Regions from separate parts of the Homo sapiens genome. Here region 2 is linked to region 1. A link is an interaction called in ENCODE POLR2A ChIA-PET data of the cell type or tissue named here. Cell type or tissue: A673. All regions are shown on one strand. Links, peaks and the distances in the headings refer to the core of each region. The heading gives the core; the rest is flanking DNA. Region 1 overlaps GSTCD (glutathione S-transferase C-terminal domain containing). Region 2 holds the start of LOC124900749 (a long non-coding RNA gene).

Region 1 (15,892 bases), core at 5,005-13,004:
AACTCTGTTCACATTCTGGAAATCATTGGTCAAAACACTCACTCTGAAATCAAAGATTTTACTTGTGAACAGCAAATTTTGTATATTTCTCACACAAATGTTATTTTTGCATTCTGGGGTCTCTTCATCCTTTCTCATATAGCTTGTGTTATATAGGTTCTTGCTAAGATATTTTATATCTCTGTATCAAAAAGTAGAAATCATCAATGTCAGCTGAGCTTTTCTGCTACAATTGTGATTATTATATTTAATTGTAAATGCTGCATTGTACCCAACCTATTTCACAAGGAGATATATTCCCTTGATTCTATATTAAAAAGAAGCCATTGTTAGGTTTGAATGCCTATAGAATATGAAGGTTATAGTCAAAAAAAGACTATTTCAATATAAATGAACCATTTCCTCCTTTTTAAAAAGCAGTAAACTAATTAGCCAAAATATGTTGTAGCTTTACAAATGCTTTTACTAGGCCTTTAGACATGTTCCTACTATACTATCTTTTTATTATACAGTGAGATAGAACTTGCCATTTAATGTCAAACCATCAAAGAATTCAGCTACTTCACATGGTTATAGTGTTTGCTTTTAAAACAATTAATTTTAAGAATTTGAAACATAATACAAGTACCCCTAATATAACCGCTGATTTTTAATGGTTCCATAATACCTCACCAAACAGATTTAATATATTTTGCTGAACTAACTGCAGTTGAATATAAAGTTGCCCTCAACTTATCATTATCGCAGATAACACTACAGTGAAAACATCCTACACATAGCTTTTTCTATACTTTTGGTTATTCCCCGTGATACAGCTTTTTGAATATTTATCCCCACCCAAATCTCATGTTGAATTGTAATCCCCAGTGCTGGAGGTGGGGCCTGGTGGGAGGCGTTTGGGTCATAGGGGCAGATCCCTCATGTCTTGGTGCTGTCTTCACACTAGTGAGTTCTCACGAGATATGGTGGTTTAAAAGTGTGTAGCACCTCTCCCGTCACTCGCTCTCTCTTGCTCCCATTCTTGTCATGTAATATGCCTGCTTCCCCTTTGCCTTCTGCCATAAATGGAAGCTTCCTGAGGCTTCCCCAGAGGCAGATGCTGCTGTGCTTCCTGTACAGCCTGCAGAACTGCAAGCCAATTAAATCTCTTTTCTTATAAATTACCCATTCTCAGGTATTTCTTTATAGTAGTGCAAGAATGGCCTCATACACTCTGGAAGGGCGATAATAGGGTTAAAGGATGTGAAATTTTTGCTACTAATATTACATATTGCTAAACTGATTTCCAGTAGGGCTTAACTAGTTTATTTTACCATCAGCAATGTTAAAGAACCTCTGCTTCATTCCACCTTCAGTGACATTAATTCGTTCAATTTTTTATAAGTTTTACAGGCTGATAGGGAAAACTCATTGTTTTATTTTGTATTATTTTATCATCACAAGGTTAGATATTTGCAGGTATTTGGTTTAATATCTGACATCATTTTTTGTCAATTTGAATGAATTCTTTAACAAAATGAATATATTAATCTTTATTTGCTGAAGGTATTTCTGCAGAATATAATTTGCTTTTTTAATTTCAGTTACCAACATGTTCTTAAAGCTGAGACATTTCACAGGTTTTGTGTTTTAGTTCCACTTTGTATACAACTGTAGCAGAAGTAGGCAGTTTCTGTTAGTTCTTAAGAGTATGACAGTCTCAGGTTAAACAACATAGAGCCTGAGCTCTATGAGTCAGCTAGTAATGGTACAATCAGAAATCTCAGAATTTGTTTAGAAAAGTCTTTTTAAAATGTCAGCCTCTCTACATTGTGCTAACGGAATTCCCAAGAATATTTATTATTATTATTATTATTAAAAGAATAACCTACATCTAGGAGGCAGCATGAAGGTGGTGATGATAGTTCAAGTGAACCCAGTTTGAGAGATGAAGCTCAAGGGACTAAGAGGAGGCTGTTGGTCCATTTGTCTCTTACTCCTGGAGGGTTAAATGTTAGTTGTGTTTAGTTTCAACAAAGGAGATGCCCTTACCAACTGGATCCTCCTTAAACAGACTGAGCTACTTGAGGGCATCAACTGTTCATGTTTGTAACTTTTATGCCTAGCTGAGTCACCAGCAAAAAGAAGGCAGAGATTTAATGAATACTGAAATGAAATAATGAATGAATTGTAGGGAAAAATAGTATGGGAGGTAACTGGAGTTATAAACTATAATATTGAATGTGACCACCATGAGTCATCAAAGGAGGAAAATAATTTAAAATTTTTAATTATCCCTAAGATCTGATTTTTACAAATTTTTACCAAAATTAGAATATCTGTAAATATCCATGTGGACTTAAACAAAAAATTGACTTTTTTGATTAATATAATACAATGATACTCATTTTTTAATGGAATAGCTAGTGAAATACAATACAGTACCTTAGTTCCTCAAAGCCAATGTTTCAAGATAATTCAGTCTTATATAATTGTGACCTAAAGCAATAAAACATTGGTAGTTATTTCGCAGTCCTCTTTAGTAGGCTGGCTCACTGGATCTGAGAAACAGTGCAAAGACAGGAAACCTATGTGTTCTCTACCTTCGCAATGTTTAGAAGACCAGTCCAAAAAACTGTGTCTTATGCAGCTTAGTAATTTGGTCAGTTAATGACATGAACATTTGGCTAAGATTTGAGAAAAAAAAAATAGGCAAAAAAAAAAAAAAAAAAAGAGAGAATTCAAGTATAAAATACAGTGAATTCCAAGTTAGTAAGGGCTGCCTCAAGGACAAGAGAGAAAGCCCTCTAATATTAAACTGTGGGAGAATCTGCTTCAGCCGCAGGGTTTTTCTATTTGGAAGCCTGTGGGAGCAGGTAACTTCAATAATCTATATTGTTTTGGAATAGATGCCTTTTATAACTTTTCTTTTTAAGAAAACATGCTTAAAAGCATAATTTTTTTTCTCTTAATCCTCTCTTTTCTGAGACTTTGATCTTACCAGCTAGATTTTACCAACTGCATTGCATTTTAAAAATATAATTTATCTGTTTGTTAAGGGATTACTAAGTTGGAAAGACTGAGGCAGTAGATGCTGTGAAAGGCCAGAAAGGAGGGGGATTGATCCTTGGTTGGGAAATGGTCCAAGCAGGTCAACCAGGTCTTGAATTTGGCCTTGAATCAAAGTAAACCTTAGATTAAAAAGGAAGAAGAATGTAAAGTATCTTAGTGAGAGGGAGCAGCATAAATGAAAATGGACTAGAGAGAATTAATGTGGAAAGGGAATTTCAAGTGAATGTCAGAAAAATAGTTTATGAAGTAATGCCAGCTATTGATGGATTGGTATAGTTGAGAACAGCTCACTGAGAAGCTTTAATGTTAAAATCTATTTTTTTAAATAATTAAAGCCAAATTTTACAGTGTTTAAGTGGGAGGTGTTATGGGGCATTGTTTTCTTTTGATATCAAAACCATTTTCCATGATCTCAGAACTCCTGGACAAAGAACCTCTAATAATTTTGTATATCTCATTATCCTTTTTTAATTTTTTTTTTTTTTTTTTTTTTTTTGAGATGGAGTCTTGCTCTGTCACTCAGGCTGGAATGCAGTGGTGTAGTCTCGGCTCACTGGAACCCCAGCCTCCCGGGTTCAAGTAATTCTGCTGCTTCAGCCTCCCAAGTAGCTGGGATTATAGGAGCCCGCCACCATATCTGGCTAATTTTTGTATTTTTAGTAAATATGAAGTTTCACCATATTGGCCAGGCTGGTCTCGAACTCCTGACCTCAAGTGATCCAGCCGCCTCAGCCTCCCAAAGTGCCAGGATTATAGGCTTCAGCCACCACTCGGACTCAATATGCTTTTAAATGTAATTTTCTAAAAACAGCTTTTGGAGAGAACAGAGGCATCAATACTGTTACAGTCTATTAGTTATCTGGCCCTATGGACATTAGTAAGTAACATTCTAGAGTATGAGTGTCAGAGACCAGTGGTTTGTCTATTAAAATAGTAGAATTATCTTACTTGATAATTCTTGAGAAGGCTGTGACTCAGTTTACTAAATTTACTATATTTATTAAATATAAAGCAATGTTTGGCTCCTTGATTCTGCACACCTTTATTTGACTCTGCCTGTTTTCTTTCACATAAGGACTACAGCATTTTTTACTGACTCCTCCTTGACCATCATTTTTTTCATAATATAATAAAAACCTGGCATTTCCGTGAAGTTGACTTACTGGCTTGTATTGCTATTTACTTCTGGGATGTAGTAATATAGGGATATACTATGGAAAGAAACTTAACAAAAAACAGAGAAAATTATCTGTAGTTGTCAAGGGCTCATTAACCTTTCTGTGCCTTAAATCGAAGCCACATTTTTGTGTCTGTGTAGCTTGTCATCCTCAATAAAATCTGCTTGAATTTGAAAATTCTATTTCTAGAGCTGCTTTTTATTTGCTCATTACTGACATCCCTCATTTACTCTTCTCAGGGAGGGACTGGATATTGGTGGGTCTCCCCACCTCAACTCTCCCGAAGGGAGAAAATTCCCTAGGTGTTTTGAGTGACACAGCAACACATTCTTTGGCTTTGTTGTCAAATTGGAAGTGTGTGAATCCTCAGTCCCTCAGGCCAGATTTCAAGTGTTTTCCCAAAGGAACTTCTCATATGGAAAATAGTCAGTCTTCCTTTGCATAATTTTTATACCTAATAAATGATTCAGATTGGGGCTGTCAGCCGTATGGTGGGCACCCTAACTGAAGGAGGCATATGAGTGGCAGATTATAATAATAGGTTATATATTTTGGTCATCAGCCTGAAATCCTAAATGAATATATTCTAACTCATTTAGTTTCTCCCCAAAGCTTTGTAAGGATATTCTTAGCATTTAATTATATCAAACAAAACTATAGTTTATTTGGAGTCAGTTATTTGTTCTGGGTTAATTAACACATCTGATTTAAAAGTGATAAACACTTAAAATAAATGGAAAATGATTCCTGGGTAGATAGGTCTAAGTGGATGCAGTTTTGTACCTGACCTGGTTCATGTGTCTGACCTATTACTACTTCAAGGAATGTAGTAGCAGGTGTTGATATTTTTCCAAACGGCAGATTGGTCATGTTTGGTGGGATATGCTTAGTGCAGTGTGAAATTGACATTTCAGAGCTCCAGGTTGCTATTTACAGTGACTGGTTTCTATTGATGAACTTTTTGCTTCTTTTATTTACAGACCCACATAAGCTTTTAAAAGTTGATTCTCAGTTTTAAATTGATTCATGCTTTTCTTTCAGATAAGGTAGTTTGAATTTCCCTGAATAGTTTTATTCTTGAGTATAATATCTTTTGGGGGATGGTGTTCATTTCACTCTTTCCTACATGTTTCTGAATAAAATAAATTTAGATTTTGAAAGGTCAGTTAGTCCAGCTGCTTTCAATTTGAAGAGACTTAATTCTCCCCAGACAAGCACAATGTATCTCACTTAAAAAATATATTTTAGAGATAAGTAGCTTAAGAATAACTGTACCTATTGAATACCTAGCATGATATCTCCCTCATTTACCTAATAAACAAGACACACATTAGGAACCAACATCAAAATGTTTTTGTACCATATGAAAGCTGTCACAGTTTCTCTTTTTATTGTAAATGGCTCATCAACTTGGAAATTTCACATAAGTAGATCAGAATTTAAGAGTGCAGAGGATATTAGTATCCTCCTAGAAATTTGTCTGTTATGAACCCCTTTATTATTTCATATTTCCACCATGAAAGATATCTCTATAAGGATGAAGCAAAGCAGAAATAAGTAAAAAGGCAAAGGAAATAACTATACTTAAGGATATGAGTTAAGCATTTTTCTTCTCAGCCTTTATATATGTCTGTCTTTAACATTTACAAAGTGTTTAGTGTGTGGAAAACATTATCTTAATATTGACTCCTAGAGCACACATTAACAACCCAATGATATATGAACTGCTGTCATCCCATTGCACAGGTAAAGAACTGAAGTATAGAGAAATTAGGTTATTTGCACAAGGTCCCACAACTAGTAAAACGCAGAGTTGATTTAAAAGCATAGCCTCTGGATCCAGACTGTCTTAACCACCATTTACACTATGCTGCCCTTATGTGTCCACAAGCAACAGTTTACATACCATTTTTTAATGTTTTACTATATCATGTATCTTATTTTAGTACCAAAGGAGTAATTATAAACATAACACAGTTATTCTGGTATTTTTAGAAATCTAAACTATTATGTCTGAGGTATACAGAGTTATGTTACATTAAAGTTTGGAATCAAATTTGTACTCTTTTGAGTTTTCTGAACACGTTTCTCTCATCAAACCATTCCAAGGTTTTTATATTGCTTTTACATTGAATCAAAAAATACATGTTTAGTAATAATTTGATTTTTCCCCAGAGGTAGTTGTAACCCATCAATTTGAAGGGTCACTTCTAAAGTCACCTTAGAATTATTATTGGTCACAAAAAAAAAAGTTTAGTTTCAGAATCATTGTTTGGATTTGTTTGTATTCTTTCTTATACATATTTCCTAACATTTCAGTAGTTAATCTTTTTCTTTAGCAGTGATAAAAATTAAAGAGGGGTGGCTATAATTAAAAAAATAGGACAGAAAGTCACATCAAAAGTTTAACAGTGTACCTCTAAATTACACGTATAATATCAACTGATCACCTAATAATGTATTTAGTTATATATATGCTTTATATTAGCAAAAAAGTGAACAAGTTTTATAGAAAAAATATTTATCAGAAATTAAATGATTTGTGATGTATTTTATGTTGTTATATATCCAACTCAGATATACTAAGAGTAGTCTTATATAAATGCTAATTTATACTACATCTCTCCAGTTGCCCATACTTATTTTAAACTCTGTAAGAATTTGTTCGTTTATGAGTGGCTGCAACAGATTTAGAGAAAGATGTGGGATAATTACTCCTCTCAGGCTGCCATAACAAAAGACCACAGACTGGGTGGTTTTAACAATAGAAATTAAGTTTTTCACATTTCTGGAAGCTAGAAGTCCATGATCAGGGTGCCAGCAGGGATGCTTTCTGGCGAGGCTTCTCTTGGCTTGCAGATGGCCACCATATTGCTGTGTCCTCACACAGCTTTTCCTCTGTGTGCACACACTCCTTATGTCTCTTTCTCTTATAAGGACACCAGTCCTGTCAAATTAAGGCCCCACACTTATGACCTCATGTAACCCTAATTACCTCCGTAAAGGTCCTGTCTTCAAATATAGTCATGTTGGAGGTTAGGCTTTTAACATAATTTTTGGGGGACACATTCAGTTCCTAACAATTAGCATCAGTGATTGTGGGTAATCTGCCAGGTTCTGCTGATCATATTCTTTTATTTTTTATGTTCAACAAACTAGCATTGTGCAACAAATAAAGACATTTTTCTTTAACTTACCTCACTTAGAGAAAACTTCGAGGTGTTTTGTATTCACTTTATATCTTTAAGTTTAGGCAAAGTACTAGTATGATGGCTTTCAAAATTTTTTTTACCTTGATCTGCATATAGATATAGATTTTTCATTACAACTCAATTCACATGCACCCACAATCACACATGCACATGTACTGTATAACAGAAAAAAGAGTTTATATTATGAATCTTACCCTCTTAAAAGCATTGCACCTTGGTATTTTTCTCATATTCTGTTCTCATTTATTTTTAAATTTAATAAATTTAATCCCATTAATTTAATTAATAATAGTCATGACCCACTAAATTGACTCATGAGTTAACACCAAAAATTTGAAAAACTGCTTGCTAGGTAAAACTCATTTGATCAGTATTGTCTCAAGGTAGCAATGTTGCTGTATGTGCATTCCTAATAACTCCCCTAGAATTTAACATTTAAACATATTTTTAGCACAGAGTTTTGCTGTTTGTTGTTGACCACTCTCAAGCACTCAATGACTGGAAGAAAACTCTCTAGAAAGTGTAACCCTTCATTTAGAGGTGCACCAGTTTCTTTCAAATCTTGAAACAGCGCAACTAAGAGATCTAGGAGATTGCTACATTGTTGAGGTTGGGCTCCTTGAAAGCCAATTTCCCATGAAAATCAGGTGCATATGCACAGTGATATAAGCTATTCAACAAGTATCTGAATGTATTTGTCATCAATGATCTTTGTCCCTGATATGGCCTGGCTCTGTGTCCCCACCCAAATCTCATCTTGAATTGTAATCCAAACTGTAATCCCCACATGTTGCGGGAGGGACCTTGTGGGAGGTGATTAGATCATGGGGCTGGTTCCCCCATGCTGTTCTCATGATAGTGAATGAGTTCTCATGAGATCTGATGGTTTTATAAGGGGCTTTCCCTGCTTCACTCTGCACTTGTCTCTCCTGCCACCATGTGAAGAAAGACGTGTTTGCTTCCCCTTCCGCCAGGATTGTAAGTTTCCTGAGGCCTCCCCAGCCATGCGGAACTGTGAGTCAATTAAACCTCTTTACTTTATAAATTACCCAGCCTTGGACAGTTCTTTGTAGCAGCGTGAGAACAGATTAATACAGTCCCTTTTACATTAATTGGAGATACTCTAGCATTCAGGGTCCTTTCAGAAAATAGGAACCATTCTAAATACTTCAAACAGGGATAATTTAATACGGGATATTAAATGATATAGGTGATGAAAGCTCTAGAAGCCAAACCAGGAATGGTGACTCATCCCAGAGAATGGTAACAGCAGGAAGCTGCTGGCTGGAGGCAGTGTTACTGAAACCCAGGAGCTGAGGTCATGTGGCAAAAGCTGGAACCACAGAGAGGACTGTCTAGATAAGCTTTAGTCACAAATGAGATGGAGCTGCTGCTGGAGACACTATGGGAAACAAAGAGAAGAGAGAAGAAAGAATGTGACTTCTCCCTTGCTCCTACCTTCCATCCTTTTACTAATAGCCTTCATTGGTCAAAACTACTGGAAGCCCAGAGACCAGGGGAAACAGAAAAATGTAGTTCCCCGCTATATAGAATAGAACCAGGGAGAGGCAGGGATTGGATCTAAGACCAACTAATCTAAGCAAATGATTGGCATAGATACTTAGAGTCATCTGGTTTTTTTTCTTATTTAATTAATTCTATTTTTGTCATAATACCCACGTAAAAATTCACCCTTGTAAATTACACTCATGTTCATAGATCATAGGATATGAGTTTTAGGCTTTTAGAATATGCCTTTCTCTCTCATGTTTTCATTGAATATATGTGCCTTAATTTATCTGTTTCCTTCTAATGGAACATTGAGGTTGCATTTGACATTTTGCTGTTATAAATTACTCTGACGTTGACTATATTCATGGAAAGATAGTTTCTCCTATACTGTTTTATTATTTTAAAAGTTATACTCAGAAGATGGATTAGTGTCCCAAAAGCATGAATAGGTTTTTGACTCTTTTTTTTTTTTTTTTTTTTTTTTTACCAGATTGCTTTTCTATAGCATTTTTCCAGTGTTCCAGTATATAAGTATGATAAGTTAGAAGAAAAGCTTTGGACAATTGAATTGCCAGAGTTTAACTGAGCAAAGAATGATTCATGAATTGAGTCGCCCCCAGAACAGAATATGTTGAGAGTGATTCCTGGCTGTCACATGGTCAGTTAAGCTTATGGATGGACAGAAAAAAGAAGGTGATGTGCAGAAAATGGAAGTGAGGAACAGAAACAGCTAGATTGGTTACAGCTGGGTGTTTGCTTTATTTGAATAGGGTTTGAACAGTTGACCGCATGTGATTGGCTGAAACTCGGATGCAATGATTGGCTGAGACTTGGCTACTTGTTATAAGAGTAAGTTACAGTCTATTTATACATCCAGTTAGGTTACAGTTCACTATGTATGGAGAAACCTTTAGGTCAAACATAAAATATGTAAGGAGTAAACTTAAGGTTAAACTTAATTTAAACAACCAATTTTACTGACTTTTATCTACATTAGAATCGTTTCATTAAAAAAATCTTGTTGCTTCATTTAGTTGGTGAGTTATGGTAACTGGTTTTCAATGGTTTTATTAGGTTTTATTAGGTTTTATTAGGATATTGAGTATATTTTTCACAAATTTATTGACAAGTGGCACATTTTCTTTTGTAAATAGCTTATTTACATTTTTGCATATTCTTCTAACAAGTTTGCTAAGACTGTGGATCTAAGAAGACAGAAAACCGTTTAACATGGACTCTCATATTGAAAAAAACAAAAACTATAAGCCTGTGTCTCTCCTTCAGCCCTGTAGCCTGGGTGGTGGACTAGAATGAACTATATTGAAAGATCCCTGAAGTCCATTTCCTAAACCAGCCTGACTGGTTCCCTTACAATTCACAATAATAGCTTCTTTTGTCTTTTTCTTCTCTGTGCCCTTAGAACTGGGGTTTGGGGTTAGGGAGGGTCAGTCTTTCAAAAAACAAGCACTTAATTTCTCGAAGTGTCATCTTGAGAAAATGATGTGTTTTTTTTCATGAAAGAATTCTAGTTTTTTGCCTTTTTCTTTTAACTTAAAAACATTTTGTTCCACAAATAAAAATATTTTGAGAAGAAATAGTGTAAAAAAAAAATTTTTTTTTTTTTTTGAGACGGAGTCTCTCCCTGTCTCCCAGGGTGGAGTGCAGTGGCGCGATCTCGGCTCACTGCAAGCTCCACCTGCCGGGTTCCCGCCATTCTCCTGCTCAGAGTAGCTGGGACTACAGGCGCCCACCACCACGCCCGGCTAATTTTTTTTGTATTTTTTAGTAGAGACGGGGTTTCACCATGTTGGCCAGGATGGTCTCGATCTCCTGACCTCGTGATCCGCCCGCCTCAGCCTCCCAAAGTGCTAGGCTTACAGGCGTAAGTCATCGCGCCCGGCCAATAATTTTTATATTCTTAAATCTGTGCCTATGTGTTTTTATACATAGTATGAATTACTGCTTTGTTGTTTTGAAAATTAGTTCTTAGCAGTCTATAGGTTTAAAAATTTTCCTTTAGAATTTGAAAGGACCTTAGAGATAATCAGGCCTATTGTTTTATTTTCTTACATATTCACTAACACAGGAGACTATCTTAGTTTTGTAAGAAAAATAAAACATCTTTTATATATTTGAGGTTTGCAACAATAAAAAGCTTAATTTAGCTCCTTTAAATGCTTTAATTTCCTTCCTTTGAAATCATTAGACTGCATACTTTAAGTTAAACTCACAATAATTATTTAATTAGCATTCAATATATATAATATAGTTGGGTAAAATATGCTGATTTTTACTTAAATGTTAACGTGGTTAATTTAAGATTTATTTCCTACTTCTAGCTGTCATAAGGTGTTATTTATGATTTATTCTTCCCTTGGGAAAATTATTCAGGATTTATATTATTCTCATATAATCTATTCTATAAAACAAGTATGGAACAAAAAATAAAAGTATGATTTTTATAGGATAGATTATGTGAAAATAATATAAGAATAAGAGATATAAGCTATTCAACAAGTGACATAAGCTATTCACTATTTTATAGAATATAGAATATATTATTCTCATATAAACCATTCAATAAAACAAGTATAGAACAAAGAATCAAAGTATGAAACTACATTTATTTTCTAAAATGTTTTAATTTAAATGAGAAAATTATTTTACATTTAGTAAAAACATACAAAAATTTATACTGACTAATAATCCACTTACAAATTTCATTAAATAATATTTTATTTTCAATCATTTCTATTTAATTAGAGAAAATAAGAAGTTATTTTTAAAAATATACTATACACGCGCGCACACACACACACACACACACACACACACACACACACACACCACTTTTCCTTTCCTGCCAAGAGGATAAAGCCATCATAAGGCTAGGTCTGCAGAGGGGCAGTCTTCATGAACCAGTGACAGTTTGCTGATAAAGGAAGCAGCTAGTAAACCATGGATAAAATTAACCTACCCATGGTAACCACATTTTATGGATCTACAGCTGGAAGATGTGGTTTATGATCAACTGAAGCTTCATCTTTTACTATTTCCCTGTCCTCCCCAGGTTTTTATTCCAAGTTTCTATTTTTAGATTATTGAATGTCTCATGATTTCCTTCCTCTGCACCTTTGCAATTGCTGTTTTCTCTTCCTAGAATCTCCAGAATTTGTATCAATTTTGCAAGCAAAATTTGTAATAATAGCTTTCCTGGCTGGTATAGTTTATAATAGATTATTTAATTTGTTTATTTGTTTTTTGGTATTCCACATTTTTTACCCCTGATTTTTTGTGTATATGTTACCTTTACAATCAGAATACAGATTTTATTTTATTTATTTTTGAGACAAGGCCTCACTCTGTCACCCAGGCTGGAATGCAATGGCACATTTATAGCTCACTGCAGCCTCAATCTCCTGGGCTGAAGTGATCCTCTCACCTCAGCCTCCTGAGTAGGTGGGACTACAGGCCCACCACCATGCCTGCCTAATTTTTAAAAAAATTTTGAATAGAGATACAATATTGTTACGTTTTGCAGGCTGGTCTCCCAATTCCTGAGTTTAAGCAATCCTCCCACCTCAGCCTCCCAAAATGCTAGGATTACAGGTGTGAACCACCACACCCGGCCCAGATTTTATTTGTTTGCTTATACACATCATCTATATCCTAACATGATTTGACAGATTGGCAGAAGAAAAAGCTTGCTTTGAAAGTCCGTTTTGACTTAACCACATAGCGGCAAACTGAATTAAATATGAAACTCAGATCTTAAAAGTTCAGCACGTTTATAGCTGCTCATTCTGTTTTATTTCTTATGTTTTTCTTTTACTTAGCGTTTAGACTGAGCGTCTTCTATTTTAGCATTTCCCCGCGTAGCACCTTTCTGAGAATTACTTGCTTAACAAAAATTAACTGTCTGTTCCTTATACTTTTTTTTTTTCCTTTTTTTTTTATTATTATACTTTAAGTTCTGGGATACATGTGCAGAACATGCAGGTTTGTTAAATAAGTATACATGTGCCATGGTGGTTTGCTGCACCCATCAATCCGTCACCTACATTAGGTATTTCTCCTAATGCTATCCCTCCTCTATTCCCCCAAACTCTAACAGGCCCTGGAGTATGATATTCCCCTCCCTGTGTCCATGTGTTCTCATTATTCAACTCCCACTTATGAGTGAGAATATGCAGTGTTTGGTTTTCTGTCCCTGTGTTAGTTTGCTGAGAATGATGGTTTCCAGCTTCATCCATGTCCCTGCAAAGGACATGAACTCATCCTTTTTTATGGCTGCATAGTATTCCATGGTGTATATGTGCCACATTTTCTTTATCCAGTCTATCATTGATGGCCATTTGGGTTGGTTCCAAGTCTGTGGTATTGTGAACAGTGCTGCAATAAACTATGTGTGTATGTGTCTTTACAGCAGAATGATTTATAATCCTAAGGGTATATACCCAATAATGGGATTGCTGGGTCAAATGGTATTTCTGGTTCTGTATCCTTGAGGAATCGCCACACTGTCTTCCACAATGGTTGAACTAATTTATACTCCCATCAATAGTGTAAAAGCATTCCTATTTCTCCATATCCTCTCCAGCACCTGTTGTTTCCTGACTTTTTAATGATCGCCATTCTAACTGCCATGAGATGGTATCTCATTGTGGTTTTGATTTGAATTTCTCTAACGAACAGTGATGATGAGTTTTTTTTCCATATGTTTGTTGGCCACATAAATGTCTTCTTTTGAGAACTGTCCGTGCATATACTTCGCCAACTTTTTGATGAGGTTTTTTTTTTCTTGCAAATTTGTTTAAGTTTCTTGTAGATTCTGGATATTAGCCCTTTAACAGATGGATAAATTGCAAAAATTTTCTCCCATTCTGTAGGTTGCCTATTCACTCTGATGATAGTTTCTTTTGCTGTGCAAAAGCTCTTTAGTTTAATTAAATCCCATTTGTCAGTTTTGGCTTTGGTTGCCATTGGTTTTGGTGTTTTAGTCATGAAGTCTTTGCCCATTCCTATGTCCTGAATGGTATTGCCTAGGTTTTCTTCTAGAGTTTTTATGGTTTTAGGTCTAACATTTAAGTCTTTAATCCATCTTAAGTTAATTATTGTATAAGGTGTAAGGAAGGGGTCCAGTTTCAGTTTTCAGCATATGGCTAGTCAGTTTTCCCAACACCATTTATTAAATAGGGAATCCTTTTCCCATTGCTTGTTTTTGTCAGGTTTGTCAAAGATCAGACGGTTGTAGATGTGTGATGTTACTTCTGAGGCCTCTGTTCTGTTCCATTCGTCTATATATCTGTTTTGGTACCAGTACCATACTGTTTTGGTTACTGTAGCCTTGTAGTATAGTCTGAAGTCAGGTAGCATGATGCCTCCAGATTTGTTCGTTTTGCTTAGGATTGTCTTGGCTATACAGGCTCTTTTTTGGTTCCATATGAACTTTAAAGTAGTTTTTTTCTAATTCTGTGAAGAAAGTCAATGGTAGCTTGATGTTGATAGCACTGAATCTATAAATTACTTTGGGCAGTATGGCCATTTTCACGATATTGATTCTTCCTATCCATGAGCATGGAATGTTTTTCCATTTGTTTGTGTCCTCTCTGATATCCTTGAGCAGTGGTTTGTAGTTCTTGAAAAGGTGCTTCACATCCATTGTAAGTTGTATTCCTAGGTATTTTATTCTCTTAGTAGCAATTGTGAATGGGAGTTCACTCATGATTTGGCTGTTTGTCCATTATTGGTGCATAGCAATGCTTGTGATTTTTGCACACTACTTTGTATACAACTTTGCTGAAGGTGCTTATCAGCTTAAGGAGTTTTGGGGCTAAGACAATGGGGTTTTCTAAATAAACAGTCATGTCATCTGCAAACAGAGATAATTTGACTTCCTCTCTTCCTATTTGAATAACCCTTTATTTCTTTCTCTTGCCTGATTGCCCTGACCAGAACTTCCAATATTATGTTGAATATGAGTGGTGAGAGAGGAGATCCTTGTGCCAGTTTTCAAAGGGAATGCTTCCAGCTTTTGCCTATTCAGTACTATATTGGCTGTGGGTTTGTCATAAATAGCTCTTATTGTTTTGATATGTGTTCCATCAGTACCTAATTTATTGAGTGTTTTTAGCATGAAGTGGTGTGGAATTTTATCGAGGGCCTTTTCTGCATCTATTGAGATAATCATGTGGTTTTTGTCATTGGTTCTGTTTATATGATGGATTACATTTATTGATTTGCATATGTTGAACCAGCTTTGCATCCCAGGGATGAAGCCAATTTGATCATGGTGGATAAGCTTTTTGATGTGCTACTGGATTTGGTTTGCCAGTATTTTATTGAGGATTTTTGCTTCAAAGTTCATCATGGATATTAGCCTGAAGTTTTCTTTTTTTGTTGTGTCTCTGCCAGGTTTTAGTATCAGGATGATGTTGGCCTCATAAAATGAGTTAGGGAGGAGTCCCTCTTTTTCTGTTGTTTGCAATAGTTTCAGAAGGAATAGTACCAGCTTCTCTTTGTACCTCTGGTAGAATTCGGCTGTGAATCTGTCTGGTCCTGGACTTTTTTTGGTTGGTAGGCTATTAATTACTGCCTCAATTTCAGAACTTGTTATTGGTCTATTCAGGGATTGGACTTCTTCCTGGTTTAGTCCTGGGAAGGTGTATGTGTCCAGGAATTTATCCATTTCTTGTAGATTTTCTAGTTTATTTGTATAGAGGTGTTCATAGTATTCTTTTATGGTAGTTTGTATTTCTGTGGGATAGTGGTGATATCCCCTTTATCATTTTTTATCATGTCTGTTTGATTCTTCTCACTTTTCTTCTTTATTAGTCTGGCTAGCTGTCTATCTATTTTGTTAATCTTTTCAAAAATCCAGCTCCTGGATTCATTGATTTTTTTTGAAGGGTTTTTCATGTCTCTGTCTCCCTCAGTTCT
Region 2 (15,892 bases), core at 2,604-10,603, 79 kb after region 1:
AGGCTAGACTTGGCCTGTGGGCCAAACCTTGCTGACCATTGGTCTGGAACAAAGACAGTCAGTGTCTCTGCTTGTAAAACATGAAGAAACACAAGAGACCCACAGAGAATTGTCTTCCAAAAGTAGTCAGAACATACATAGTTTTTAGTCACCAATCTGATCAAAACAGTTTCTAGCTTCCTAAACATCACCACTATCCAATTAACTGGTCAATAGCATGATATAATACAATTTAAGAAATGATAATATTTGAGAAAAATATATAAATAATTCCATTAGAAGTTGACAAATTCATTTGGATTCTTAGTTAATGCCACTTTTTGCACAGACTCACTAAAAACATAGTCTCCTTTTATATACCAGCCCCTATATTTTAGGACTTTTACTTTCTCTTCCATCAAACAGTTGAAATATAGTGAGGTATAGTGACCTAAAAATGTTCATTGTTACCACATCAGCAGCTGTATCTCCTTCATTCCTGCTTTATAACTCAAATGCCCACTTCCAGCTCTGTCTCTTACCACCTTATGTGCTACTCACACCTTCCCCTCTTCCTACCAACCCCGCACCCTGTACAAATATGCACAGATATGGAAAGGGGAGAACTTTTAGTGTTCATGCTTTCAGCCAAAACCACAACATTGCTGGCCTTCACCTACTAGATTAAAAGTTTACATATTTTAGGAAACTGTATGATTTTGGAAGAAACATTAGGACCCAAGAAACTTTATTTGCATAACATTCAAAACATCTCACCTTTCTTTCACAAGGCTATGTCAATAAAGTAGAAAATAAATTGAGAAAACAGCCCAGGTGCAGTGGCTCACGCCTGTAAACCCAGCACTTTGGGAGGCCAAGGCAGGCAGATCACTTGAGAACAGAGTTCAAGACCAGCCTGACCAACATGGTGAAACCCTGTTTCTACTAAAAATACAAAAATTAGCTGGGTGTGGTGACACACACCTGTAATCTCAATTACTCAGGAGGCTGAAGCACGAGAATTGATTGAGATCAGGAGGCAGAGGTTGCAGTGAGCTGAGATTGTGCCATTGCATTCCCATTTCAGCCCGGGTGAGAGAGTGATACTCTGTCTCAAGAAAAGAGAGAGAGAGAGAGGAGAGAAGAAAGAGAGGAGAAGAAAAGAAAGGAAAAGGAAAGAAAAGAAAAAAGAACTTGGGAAAACAAAAACTAGACCCCTGTTTCTAATCCCTCCTTTGAGTGATGCTAGTTAAACCAAACAATGAAAGGATGTATGGAAAAAATCAAGGGTGGTGAAGAGATAGGCTGCCCATGGTCTCCTGGCTAGAAAAGAATGTAAAATTTCTACAGTAGGGACAGGGCACACAGAGTCTTTCAGAAAGCAGAAACTCCCCAGTACACCAGTCATAACCTTTATCTACTCTTTCTCCAACACCCCCAAAAGCTGCTTGGCCTTTTGAAGGCCTCAGAACTTTGTGCCAAAGTATCTTGAGACTCACTTTGGAAGTGTTTTTCTCTGCAGTTCAATTTAGACAGCAACCTTTACTGAGTACCTACCATGTGCCTTGCCCTTTCAGAACTTGATTTTGACCAAAGAGAACATACACACAAATAATTCCAATAAAATATGGTGAGACTTATCAGTACAAGAGAACTGAATCTTACCTGAGATTGCGATTGCCTTGACATTACCATTATATAAAATGAATCTTAATTTACAAACACCATGAGGACAAAGTGCACACTGTTTCTTCAAATCATGTAATTCTAAATTTTCCTTCTCTCCTTTCGTTGATGCCTGTTAGTTTGTGGGGAGTTAAAGTTATTCATTGAAACCATTTTATTAGTTTCTCACCCATTGTCATGAAATTTTATAGTGAGCATTAAAATGTTTTTTTTAAGCATACAAGTTTAGACAAAGATATCCCTTTTAAAAAACCAACATTGCCACAATCATTTCACTTATTAAAAATGGAGGCTTCAAATTTAATGTACAGAATACTAAAGGAACAAATGATGAATCTGAATTTAACCTGTTTGCTAAGCTGACAGGTGAGATTATGTACACACTTAGAAACAACAGCTGTTCTGAATGAACAGTTGTCGTGGGATCATTGCTTCATTTCAACTCTGCCTAATCACTCACTTTTGGCTACATGCAGATTTAAGAGTACTGTGCAAAATCATCAACTCTGCTTTTAAAGCCTTCTTTTCTTTTTCATTAATGCACTCTTTTCTAAGACTGTTAAGCAGAAGTAATAATCAGGTCCTTACCTCAGGCCGTCTTTACAGTTTGTCTTAAGGCAGAAAGGGATACACTTCCTGCAGCCTTTTGGAGTGAGAGAAAGAAATCAAGCTTCTTTCCTCTAAAAGGACTAAGTGAAGGGAAGAGTCAGGAAAAGCCAAGAACTAGCTACCACCCTGCTGGATATCCCAGAAAACTACAGAAGCCACACAGTGATCTGCATTGCTTCCTTTTCCTCTGATAGAATGAAAAGCCACTTAGCAGGCCAGGCACGGTACCTCATGCCTGTAATCCCAGCACTTTGGGAGGCAGAGGCGGGCAGATCACAAGGTCAGGAGTTCGAAACCAGCCTGGCCAACATGGTGAAACCCTGTCTCTACTAAAAAAAATAAATAAATACAAAAATTAGCCAGCATGGTGGCGTGCGCCTGTAGTGCCAGCTACTCAGGAGGCTAGGGCAGGAGTATTGCTTGAACCCAGGAGGCGGAGGTTGCAGTGAGCCGAGATTGTGCCACTGCACTGGAGCCTGGACAACAGAGCAAAACTCCGTCTCAAAAAAAAAAAAGAAAGAAAAGAAAACCCACTTAGCAAGACTGCCTAGAACCACATTCCAGAGTTTCAAATACATTTTATAAAAGAAAAATATAAGTGAATTTTTGGTCTTTTAATTTAACACATAATAGCAAAATGTAACCATATTTTTATATTTCAGCTAAAAGCAACTGGGCAAAATGACCCCGAGGATTTTCTGTGCATCTATTCTTAAGAGCTACATCTGGGCCAGCTGGGCATGGTGGCTCATACCTGTTAATCACAGGACTTTGGAAGGCTGAGGTGGGCAGATCACCTAAGGCCAGGAGTCCGAGACCAGCCTGGCCAACATGGTGAAACCCCGTTTCTATTGAAAAAAAAATACAAAAAATACAAAAAATTAGCCAGATGTGGTGGCATGTGCCTGTAGTCCCAACTACACGGAGGCTGAGGCATGAGAATCACTGGGAGTCTGGGAGACGAAGGTTGCAGTGAGCCAAGATTGCGCCACTGCACTCCAGCCTGGGCGACGGCGAGACTGTCTCAAAACAAAACAAAAAAATACAGTGTACTTGAAGGGAAGAAATTATTAAGTACCATCTTCTGAAAGTTTACTTTTTTCAAAAATACTATTTGTGCAGTACTTTATTCAGTTAAACAATGTTGAACTCCAGAAAAATGAGGTAGTTTTTTTGGTGGTTGTTTTTATAACTTTGAAGCAGAAGATAAAAATAAACCCACATTCTATTGCTTTTTCTTTTAGGAACACATGATTCTGTGCAGATTTGCAGACCAGACAGCTGTCCAGCTCCCACCCCAACGAAGGCTCATAGGTATGTGTTTTCACAGAGCAGCTGTTGAGTGTATTATGCACAATATGACTGGGAATGATTGGACCAAGTCTATATGGGAAAAATTTAGCAACATGAAGTCTATTTTTCAATGAGAAACTAAATATGTTCTTCCCAAAAAAACTTAATTCATATTGAAAAGGGTATTGTAACTATAACATTTTATCCTATTTTGGTTAACTTTAATACTTTTAAATGTATTTTGAATGTTTGTACATTGAGTAGAATTCTTACATTAAATCTCTTACTGTTATGAACAAACTGCAAGATCTATCAAAAGCCATAAAAGAAAATAATAAAGATTAAAAAGTCAACTATATATACCAAAATTGATGCATTATAAAATGTATACACAGGGATGATAATGTTTTCTTTCTCAGGAAAAAGGATACTTGTGTATTATTTATCATAGATGAATTTGTTTGACAATATTAAATATTACCTAAATTGGAAGACCACAGAAACATTTCAAGTTTAATAAGTAATTGATTTATTGAAGACATCACTTTAGAAAAAACAATCACATTTAAAAGAATAATAGCAGTTAATAGTTATACATTTAAGCACTGAGCTAAATGCTCTTGACTGTTATCTTGGTAAATTCTTACAAATATACATATGGGGTAGGTACTATTATTTACATTTTAATGATAAGAAAACTGAGACAAAAGCTTTCCTGGGGTCCCTCATCTGGTAGATGATGGAGCTATACTATGAACCCAACTTATTTGATTCTGGACATGAAGTTCTTGTCCACCTTAGTTACTGCTTCCCAGCATACTGGTGTCATATCAGGGTTTAAGATAAGTGGGTTCAGTCAAAACTAATCTTAAAATTATTCAGAGAAACCCAACATTGGACACCATTATATTTTTTCTCTAAATTTACAATGTAGCCCCTTTTCCTCCATGATATACTAGAAAACAGATTGTTGTTTCTTTGGCTGAGCACCAGATGAAGCTGTTAGCTTACATTCAGAGACCAAGTCGTATGAGAAATCCTTATCTTTAAACTCTAAAATCAAAGGCAGCATAGCAAGATGCTCACACTTGGAGACCTGAGACCTGAGACTCAAGGAGTAAGTGATTCCTTCTCTTTCTCACTCTCTGCAGCATAAACATTTGGAAAGAACTCATTCTCTCTTGCCTGCAACCTCTTTGTCTTTCAATGCCTTTCCTTCTTGCTCCTCCTTTTCCCATCTCCAACACTTTGAATTAATCAAATACACATTTGATGAGACTCCACTCACTAGACCCATGTCTTAGTCTGTTTTGCACTGCTATAACACAATACCATAGACTGGGTAATTCATAATGAACAAATTTTTATTTGGCTCACATTTCTGAAGGCTAGGAAGTCCAAGATCAAGGGGCTGGCATCTGGTGAGGGTCTTCTTCCTGCATCATAACATGATGAAAGGCATCACATGGCAAGAGAGAGAGCAAGAGAAGGCTGAACTTGTCCTTTTATAAGGAACCCACACTCTAGATAATGAACCCACTACCATGATAATGGTATTAATTCATTCACTCCACCCTCTTGGCCTAATGACCTCACATTAGGCCCCACTTCCTAACACTGTTGCATTGCAGATTCAGTTTCCAACACATGCTTTCTGGAGGACACATTCAAATGATAGCAATCCAATGAAGACATAATTAGTATGGTGGATGGATGGGTACATGGTAGATGTGTGTTTTAGGTATCAAACTAAAGGGGAGTATCTGGCAGGGAAGTTGCTAGAGTGGTGGGGGTGGGGGTGGGCATTTGGCAATGGGAAGAACGGGGGGAATCACATTGAGAGAAAGCTGTCACGTCTACATCTCTGCTTTACACAGGCCATTCCTCCCCAGGCCCACAAAGGTAGACTATCAGCAGCTAAATTTCAGTTGTAGAGACACTTCAACATGTGAAAACATGAAATTCTTCTACATAATGGAAAAGGAAAAATTAACTGGACTGGGATCAAAGCCAAGGGTAGATGAGCTCAATGTAAACCCTGGGTGGGTACTTAAGGAATGTAGAGCATCCCATTCTGACACAGAATGTTTCATTTTAAGCTAAAAAGTAGATGGGAGAAACATTTACAGATGTCTTAAAGGAAAGACAATATTTTAAGGGAAAAAAAAGAATGTCGGCCATAAGGCTGTTAATGAAGAAGGGATGATTTTGCCTAAATGGAATTCTGGACATCTCTTTTTATATCATTTCTAACCCAGTTTATTCTTTGTGGGATGGGCTCTTTTAAGGAAAATGTACAAAATAAACATTTTAAATGTGAGTCTCTCATTGCTAATTCTTACCTACTGATTTCACCTTCCACTGTTTTTTTCTGTGAGGATTCTGTTGTTCATAGAACTTTTCTATTTTGGTGATCTGTCTTCATTTCTGAAGTTGTTTTAGTTTATCAGTTTCCACTGTCATTCAATGTTTAGCCATTATTATAATTGTTTAGGAAAAATATAATGAAGTTCTGCATAGTCAGTAATCTTTTTCCAGGGGGTTGAAGAAGCTTATATATTGAATTTAAAGCAATTGAAAGTATAAAAGTAAATCATGGCTTTGAATATATTCAGCCCCAAATCATTTTTCCCAAGCTACTTTTGAAGTTTGTGTTTGCCAAAGGAAAACAAATTAACTGCTTTTCTTGCCAGTCAGGTTTCCTTTTTTGTCTTCCAAAGATTGTAAATGAAATACAATACCACTATTTTGTAGAGGGACAGGAGCTCAGAAAATTAAGAGTATACTACACTCAACATTACATTTCCACCTGAAATAAAAGGCATGTAATTGAGAATTTTCTTAAATATTTTTCATTTCTCACTTCTTCATAGCCCTAAAAAACTTCAGCTGGAAAAGCTAATGTCTTTCAGACACCACTTAATCAGCATGTTATTTTAAATATTCTTAAAGACAAATTTTTTTTCCACATTACAGATAATCTAGTTTTATAGGGAAAGCAGAGAAAAGGTCTTTAAATGTATTTTTAACCAAAGTAGGAAATACAGTCTGAGGCTCTAATTTGAGATTTGCTTATAAATACATCTGAAAAGGTTAACATTCTTTAAATTATTAGCAGAGGCAAATATATGAAGTGCCATGTTTTTGTCACCATCATCTTTCCACATTGATCAAGAAGTAAATTGAAAGAAACTAAACAAGACTTAGGGGTACAAAGCATGCTCCATAGTACTTGCAGATTTTGTCACTATATAGATTCCCTTAAACAAACTGAAACTGTCCTGCTAGTGAAAGGGTGTCTCATGATACCATTTGACTGTGTTTCAGGAAAACAGTGCATGTGCTTGGTGGATCTGGATCGAGCAAGAGCTGCAGAAGAATGTGGATACTCCGTTCAAGTGATATCCATGGAGCCAGAGAGCTGCTCTCCCAAAAATAACATGATTGTGGGAGTCCCCATTTAAAATGAGATATTCACATTTGATATTTTGCCATCCGTCTTCACGTTGGATGCCCAGTGGCATTCAGGAGGTTCTTGGCATAACTAGGAAACAGCATTAGCCATCTTGAACCTATTGTGCTCAGGAAGGAAAGCAACAGGGAAATCTTGGAAGTAAAGGCTCCCTGCAAAGCATCACAAATGCTTTACAATGTGTGATTAAAGGACTGCTGGTTTTTATAGTGAGAATCCCCTGAAGTCTCAGCTGCCAAAAGAATAATACTAGTGGAGGTTCCATCACAGGAATAACAATTTCCTTCTCACTTCACAAGCTCCTCTGATCTTGCCAATGTGATGTTTAATTCAAAACAGCGCACTTACAGCCTTTATTTTATACTTATTTAGATATTCACATGGGAACTGAAAGTAGACTCAGTGGAGTTTTTTGTTTTTTATATTTTTAACAATTGTACTTTTTCTATCACTTTAAAAAAATCTAGTCAGGTAATTATAGTACAGTTATTTTTAAGCTGGGGTTAGTTGAACTTGTATAGCATTTAATATACTCCTTTTAAATATATTTCTGCCAGGCATGGTGGCTCATGCCTATAATCCCAGCACTTTGAGAGGCCAAGGTGGGAGGATCATTTGAGCCCAGGATATCGAGACCAGCCTGCACTACAAAAAAATCCAAAAAATGAGGTGGGAGGATCACTTGAGCCCAGGAAGTCAAGGCTGCAGTGAGCCTTGATAGCGCCACTGCACTCCTGCCTGGGAAAATGAGACCCAGACTCAAAATAAATCAATGAATGAATTAATAAACAAATAAATAAATAAATAAATTTCCCATAAATTACCAAATGAGATTGTCACTGGTTCAAATTATTAAATAATTGCCATAAATTTCCTATTACGGGAATGTGGAATTTGGACATACATTTTAACAATAAGTACATTGATTAATACATTTAAGTTTATAAGTAATTATTGAGGATCCAGTATTTTCAAGACCTTGGCCTAGTTTCTTTTCAATTCAAAGATGAGTTGCAAAAGACATAATGTTTTGCCTATGGAAGTAGATCATCTAGAAGAAAAAGATTAAAGAATTAGTTAAGCTTTTTTTTTTTTTTTTTTTTGAGACAGAGTTTCACTCTTGTTGCCCAGGCTGGAATTCAGTGGCTCGATCTTGGCTCACCACAACCTCTGCATTCTCCTGCCTCAGCCTCCCGAGTAGCTAGGATTATAGGCACCTGCCACCATGCCCGGCTAATTTTGTTTGTAATTTTAGTAGAGATGGGGTTTCTCCATGTTGGCCAGGCTGGTTTCGAACTCCTGACCTCAGGTGATCTACCCGCCTCAGCCTCCCAAAGTGCTGAAATTACAGGCGTGAGCCACCTCACCTGGCCATGTTCTTTATGGAATACTACAATGTGTTGTCACAGGATTTGTTATTCAGATGTCAATCATTTTTATTTATATATTTCTGGGTAAAACTTATTAGTGGTGTGAGGAGTGCAGAATATGGAAGCTTACCTAAATTCTTTTTCTGCCAGCCAACATTTTAAAAGACAAATGATGCATCCTTTCTCAATGCTGCTAATTCTTTAAATTTTACATGTCCCAATTTATTCCATTTGAGATTTATTTTAATGTTTTCAACCCCTGTGTAACATGTATCATGAGGAGAAAGCACTATCATTGATCATCACTATGGATTAAAATATAGGAATATTTTACAGGGCAGTATGGGTGGGGGTGGGAGACATATTGGAATCGTGTTTTCTGGGATAAAATTTTTAAAAAGAATTAATCATTAGCCCTGAGTATTTTAGTCATTTGTGCCTATAGAAAACAACATGCTCTTTTATTGTGGACTTTCTTCTTTTAAGTGAGGTTTAATTTATATACAATACAATAACAGATTTTTAAGTATTCATTTGAGATGTTTTGACAACTGTATATATACATGTAACCATCACTGGAATCAGATATAGAATATTCCCCTTAAATATTGTCAGGTAAACACATTGAGAATATTTTTTCCAGTCTGTGGCTTACCTACTTATTTTCATAATGAATGTTTTACTTGTGATGAAGATTTAACTTACCCTTTTACTTTAATGATTAATATTTTCTGTGTTCTTTCTAATAAATTTTACGAACTCTGAGGTTATAAGATTTCTCCTAAGATTTTTTTTGTAGAAACTTTATGATCCTAGCTTATTACATTTAGGTCTATGATCGATCTCAAATCAAACTCACATATAAAGGCAGGTAGGTTTTGAGGAATATATAGTTGTTTCAGCATCATTAAATAAAAATCCCTTCCTCTCTTCATTGAACTGCCTTGGCACCTCAGTTGAAAATCAGTTCATCTATATGTATGGTTCTATTTCTGAATTCTCTAGTCTTTTCCATTAATCTGTTTGTTTTGATTGCTGTAGCTTTATAGTAAATCTGGAAATCAGGTAGTTTGTCTCCCAATTTTATTTTTCATTCTCTAGATTATTTTGGCTGTCTGGATCCATTGTATCCCCAGATAAATCGTAGAATTGACTTATCAATTTCTTTTTAAAATTTTACCAAAAAAGCTTGCTGGGATTTTTGATATTGCCTGTTCTCTTTAGATCAATTTGAGGAAAATGAATGTCTTAACAAGATTGAATCTTATAATCTATGAAGATATCTTTGCATGTGTTTAGGTCTCCTTTAATTACTCAGAAACATTTTGTAATTTTCTGTGTAGAAGATTTGTTTTATTTATTATGATTTTATTTTTTTGATGTTATTACCCTGAGCTTTTTACATGATGTTCCCTGTATTTAGAATAACCTCCTTTTACCCCTCCCACTAGCTTAATGTCATTCATCCTTCTGCTCTGAGACTTGACCTCCCTGGAATTAGGTATCTGTTATAAAATGTCTACCATCCAGAGTAGTCTTCTCAGTCCTCCCGAGGTGACTCAAGGTACACCCCCCCACCACCACCACCAAAAACAAAAAGCCTATCTGATGAGTATGGAGAACAAAAATAGAATGGGGAGCCGGGCGTGGTAGCTCACGCCTGTAATCTCAGCACTTTGGGATGCCGAGGCAGGTGGATCACTTGAGGTCAGGAGTTTGAGACTAGCCTGACCAACGTGGTGAAACCCTGTCTCTACTAAAAATACAAAAATAAGCCTGGTGGTGGTTGCATATGCCTGTGATCCCAGCTACTAGGGAGGCTAAGGCAGAAGAATCGCTTGAGCCTGGGAGGCAGAGGTTGTGGTGAGCTGAGATCGTGCCACTGCACTCCAGTCTGGGTGACACAGTGAGACCCTGTCTCAAAAAAAGAAAAATAGAAAGGGGACCCCATTGCTCTCCCATGCTTGATCTTGGCATGGCATTCTCCAGCTGTGATGTCTGCGGCTAGTAAGAGATATGGGTATTGTGATTGCTCTTCGGGCATTATTTTTCTATGTAAATCCTTGCCAATGCTTCTTCCCAGCCAGGGCAAATGAAAAGAGTTGGATGCAGGGAGCAGGAAGATTGTTGCAATGATAAAAGCCCAACAAGTGACCTGATCTTACCCTCACCTTTGTCCATCAAATGCAAGGCTACTGCTCACTGATCTATCTCTCCGAAGGTTGTAATAATATTAGAAACCACAGCTCATCTTTCATTGACTTTTGAGCCTGACTCAGAAACAGGAGTATAATTATTAATGGCTAAACTACTTTATCTTATCTTGGGAGACAAATTTCAGTCATATTAGATATCAAAATATTTTCAGGGCACACATGCAAGATAATATGTAAATAACACCAATTAAACATTTAGTTTCATTCTATAGATTTTGGCTACAGGAGTTGCCCATTCCATGGTTCAAGAAAATTGCTATTAATAGAGCTTTCACATACTGAAACCTGTTTTTCTACTGACTTTCATAATGAAATTAGAGATGTTTCTGTAAAGTGATATAATGAAATTATAATAAAGTGATACATTTTTAAATTATAATTTGTTAAAAGAATACAAAAGTAGTTTGGAGTTTTTTAATACTTTTTTTTCTTTTTGAGACAGGGTCTCACTCTGTTACCCAGGTGAACACGGCTCACTGCAGCCTCCACCTCTCTGAGCTCAAGTGATCCTCCTACCTCAGCCTCCAGAGTAGCAGGGACTACAGGCACATGCCACCACATCCAGCTAATTTTTGTATTTTTTTGTAGAGATGATGTTTCATCATGTTGCCCAGGCTGGTTTCAAATACCTGGGCTCAACCAATCCGCCCACCTCAGCCTCTCAATGTGCTGGGATTACAGGTGTGAGTCACCGTAACTGGCCAAATACACATTTTTAATTACAAAGAAATACATATTTGTTGTAGAAAGGAAGATGTGGCTAAACAAAAAGAAGAAAATTCTTAAATTCACGGTGTTAATACTTTGTTGTATGCCTCCTAGACTTATTTTTTTTATAGACGCACACATTTGTTTTTATTCATTTTTCATTTTATAGAGATAGGGGTCTCACCATGTTGCCCACATTGGTCTTGAACTCCTGGGCTCAGGCAATCCTCCCACCTTGGCCTCCCAAAGTGCTAGGATTACAGGCATTAGCTACCTCACCTGGCCCACCCAGATTTATTTAACAAACATTCATACAGTACTTAATATTTGCTAGGCACTATTCTAAACCCTTTACAAATAACTCATTTAGTCTTTTAAGTCTTTTTTCCTCGTAGTGACCCTATGAGCTAGAGACCATTAGTAATCCTATTTTACAGGAACTGAGGCTAAGTTTACACAATAAATGCAGACCTGGATTTGAACTCAGCCAGTAATTGGTAGAACTAATATTCAAATTAAGGCTCTTTAGCCATCCTATCAGGATTGGCTGGGATAAACTATGATAACAAAATCTCTGTGTCTTTACCCAAGAAGGATGTATTTTTCATTCATACCACATATCTGTCCAAATTGCTATGACTACTTCACATTATCATCATACCATGACTTAGCCTGACTGGTTAGCCTCTACTGGGAACATAGCTGGTCTCCTGGCAAGGGAAAAATTGGCATGGCAAACTACCAGCTAGTTATTGAAGATTGAGCTCAGATGTGATACACATTACTTCCCTTATTTTGTTGGCTAAAGTGAGTTATATAGTGCCTCCTGATATTAATAGGGTGGGGATATATAGCTTTATATAATAATATAACATGCCACCCACAATGTAGTTGAAGAAAGAAAGGGAAGGAGAGGATGAGGGGAAAAGACAAAAGTAAAAGACCATCATATATTCCAGTTTGGAAATAGAGTTCTTACATGCCATTGACTTGGTGTAGGGCATTCTCTCTAATCCATCAAAGAGAAGGAAGGCATGTGCTATAGGCATTTCCGGCTATGGTTTTCCCCACCTTATCAGCAGAAGATATGTTCCAAGATCTCTAACAGATGCCTGAATCCTGGAATGGTACTGAACCCTATATATACTGTGTTTCAGTCTGACAACCAAGATGGCTACTAAGTTGGCATGGTTAGCTTATATAGTGTGGATACACTGGACAAAGGGGTGATTCAAGTCCTGGGCTGGATGGAATGGGACAGCACAAGATTTCATCACTCAGAAGCATGAAATTTAAAACTTATAAATTATTTATTTCTGGAATTTTCCAATTAATATTTTCAAACCACAGGTAACTGAAATGGTGGAAAGCGAAACCATGATTGAGAGGGAATTAACTATATTGTTTTGTGAACTTTCACACTTACCTTTAGAAGGTTGGAGAAACATTAAATGGTGTTTCAAATTTGCAAAGTCCATTTCTGACTCATATATTAAAGTATTTGACCTTTAGTACCAAATATTCCATTAAGAAGGTACAAGTTTACACTCCTGCGAGGAATATATGAGTGTTTATTTCCCTAAACCCTTCATCGATACAGGCATTATCAGATATCTCTTTAAATATTGGCCAATTTAGTGGGCAAAGAATGCTATCTTGTATAAAAGTATATGATTGCATACTTTTACATATGTTTTTGCACAATTTATAATCTGAGTTCTCTAGGCAATTATTAATTTATTTAATCAACACATTTATTGAACTTTGAGCCTAGGCATTGCATTTGTGTTTCTTACTCATTTTTTACCTGGTACTTTCATCTTTCACATAAATTAGTAAAAGTTTACGTGTTGATTAAAGACTTTTTATTACATTATCTTTTTCTGAGTTGGCCTTTATGGAAGAAGGTGTTGTTTTGTTTTAGTTTGCTATTGTAAAGTTTAAAATATATGTCACTTTCTTGTGGTTTCTCAGAAAAAAATCCCCCCCAATTAAAAAATATCTATATTTTTGAAATTCTAATTCTTTAATAGTTTTAGTTGTTACATTTAAATCTTTAAACTACCAATAATTTCTTCTGGTTGGTAGTTTGAGGTGGAAATCTAATATTCCTTTTGATGTTAGTTACTTTTCAAAATACCATTGTAAAAAAGCCAGATTTGTATCAGATTGATTTGAAGTGCCTTTATTATGTATTAAGTACACCAGGGACTTTCTTCACTTGCATTCTGTTCTTTTATTATTATTATTATTTTAATACTTTAAGTTCTAGGATACTTGTGCAGAACGTGCAGGTTACATAGGTATACATATGCCATGATGGTTTGCTGCACGTATCAACCTGTCATCTGCATTAGGTATTTTTCCTAATGCTATCCCTCCCCTCGCCCCCAACCGCTGAACAGGCCCTGGTGTATGATGTTGCCCTCCCATGTCCATGTGTTCTCATTGTTCAGCTTCCACTTATGAGTGAGAATATGCAGTGTTTGGTTTTCTGTTCCTGTGTTAGTTTGCTGAGAATGATGGTCTCCAGCTTCATCCATGTCCCTGTGAAGGACATGAACTCATTCTTTTTTATGGCTGCATAGTATTCCATGGTGTATATATGTCCAATTTCTTTATCCAGTCTATCATTGATGGACTTTTGGGTTGGTTCCAAGTCTTTGCTATTGTGAATAGTGCTGCAATAAACATATATGTGCATGTGTCTTTATGGCAGAATGATTTATAATCCTTTGGGTATATACCCAGTAATGGGATTGCTGGGTCAAATTGTATTTCTGGTTCTAGATCCTTGAGGAATTTGTGGTACACAATGGTTGAACTAATTTACAGTCCCAACAACAGTGTAAAAGTGTTCCTATTTCTCCATATCCTCTCCAGCGTCTGTTGTTTCCTGACATTTTAATGATCACCATTCTAACTGGCAAGAGATGGTATCTCATTGTGGTTTTGATTTGCATTTATCTAATGACCAGTGATGATGAGCTTTTTTTCCATATGTGTGTTGGCCACATAAATGTCTTCTTTTGAGAAGTGTCTGTTCATATTGTTTGCCCACTTTTTGATGAGGTTGTTTATTTTTTTCTTGTAAGTTTGTTTAAGTTCCTTGTAGATTGTGGCTATTAGCCGTTTGTCAGATGGATAGATTGCAAAAATTTTCTCCCATTCTATAGGTTGCCTGTTCACTCTGACGATAGTATCTTTTGCTGTACAGAAGCTCTTTAGTTTATTTAGATCCCATTTGTCAATTTTGGCTTTTGTTGCCATTGGTGTTGGTGTTTTAGTCATGAAGTCTTTGCCCATGCCTATGTCGTAAATGGTGTTGCCTAGGTTTTCTTCTAGGGTTTTTATGGTTTTAGGTCTTACATTTAAATCTTTAATCCATCTTGACTTAATTTTTGTATAAGGTGTAAGGAAGGGGTCCAGTTTCAGTTTTCTGTGTATGGCTAGCCAGTTTTCCCAACATTTATTAAATAGGGAATTATTTTCCCATTGCTTGCTTTTGTTAGGTTTGTCAAATATAAGATGGTTGTAGATGTGTGATGTTATGTCTGAGGCCTCTGTTCTGTTCCATTGGTCTATATATCTGTTTTGATACCAGTACCGTGCTGTTTTGGTTACTGTAGGCTTGTAGTATGCTTTGAAGTCAGGTAGCGTGATGCCTCCAGCTTTGTACTTTTTGCTTAGGATTGCCTTGGCTATATAGGCTCTTTTTTGATTCCATATGAAATTTAAAGTGGTTTTTTCTAATTCTGTGAAGAAAGTCAATGGTAACTTGACGTTGATAGCAATGAATCTATAAATTACTTTGGGCAGTATGGCCATTTTCACAATATTGATTCTTCGTATCCACGAGCATGGAATGTTTTTCCATTTGTTTGTGTCTTCTCTTATTTCCTTGAGCAGTGGTTTGTAGTTCTCCTTGAAGAGGTCCTTCACATCCCTTGTAAGTTGTATTCCTAGGTATTTTATTCTCTTAGTAGCAATTGTGAGTGGGTGTTCACTCATGATTTGGTTCTCTGTCCATTATTGGTGTATAGGAATGCTTGTGAATTTTGCACATTGATTTTGTATCCTACTACTTTGCTGAAGTTGCTTATCTGCTTAAGGAGTTTTGGGGCTGAGACGATGGGATTTTCTAAATATACAATGATATCATCTGCAAATAGAGACAATTTGACTTCCTCTCTTCCTATTTGAATACATTTCTTTCTCTTGCCTGATTGCCCCGGCCAGAACTTCCAATATTATGTTGAATAGGAGTGGTGAGAGAGGACATCCTTGTCTTGTTCCAGTTTTTGAAGGGAATGCTTCCAGCTTTTGCCTACTCAGTATTATATTGGCTGTGGATTTGTCATAAATAGCTCTTACTGTTTTGATATATGTTCCATCAATACCTAGTTTATTAAGTGTCCTTAGCCTGAAGGGGTGTTGTTTTATTGAAGGGCTTTTCTGCATCTATTGAGATAATCATGTGGTTTTTGTCATTGGTTCTCTTTATGTGATGGATTACATTTATTGATTTGTGTATGTTGAACCAGCCGTGCATCCCAGGG

The links. Peaks named below come from ENCODE experiments on the same cell type or tissue, not always from the same donor. Only the 100,000 strongest peaks of a DNase experiment are listed, where the experiment ranks them.
Region 2: POLR2A ChIA-PET joins it to region 1 with 5 read pairs; 3 of 35 experiments call an interaction of 5 or more read pairs at or near these places.

Annotation. Positions count from the first base shown.
Region 1 is chr4:105,757,475-105,773,366 of GRCh38, forward strand. The region is part of intron 5 of GSTCD (glutathione S-transferase C-terminal domain containing); the gene reads left to right. Among named protein-coding and RNA genes, the nearest start is that of GSTCD, 57 kb to the left of the region's middle. In A673, for the core only: no CTCF peak of the experiment used is centred there; no DNase peak of the experiment used is centred there.
Region 2 is chr4:105,838,547-105,854,438 of GRCh38, forward strand. It overlaps GSTCD (glutathione S-transferase C-terminal domain containing), which reads left to right. Exons shown (of 12, transcript NM_001370181.1): 11 at 3,519-3,588; 12 at 6,895-9,179. The coding sequence ends at 7,031. LOC124900749 (a long non-coding RNA gene) reads right to left here and starts at 3,074. Exons shown (of 2, transcript XR_007058216.1): 1 at 1-3,074. In A673, for the core only: no CTCF peak of the experiment used is centred there; a DNase peak (open chromatin) is centred at 7,215.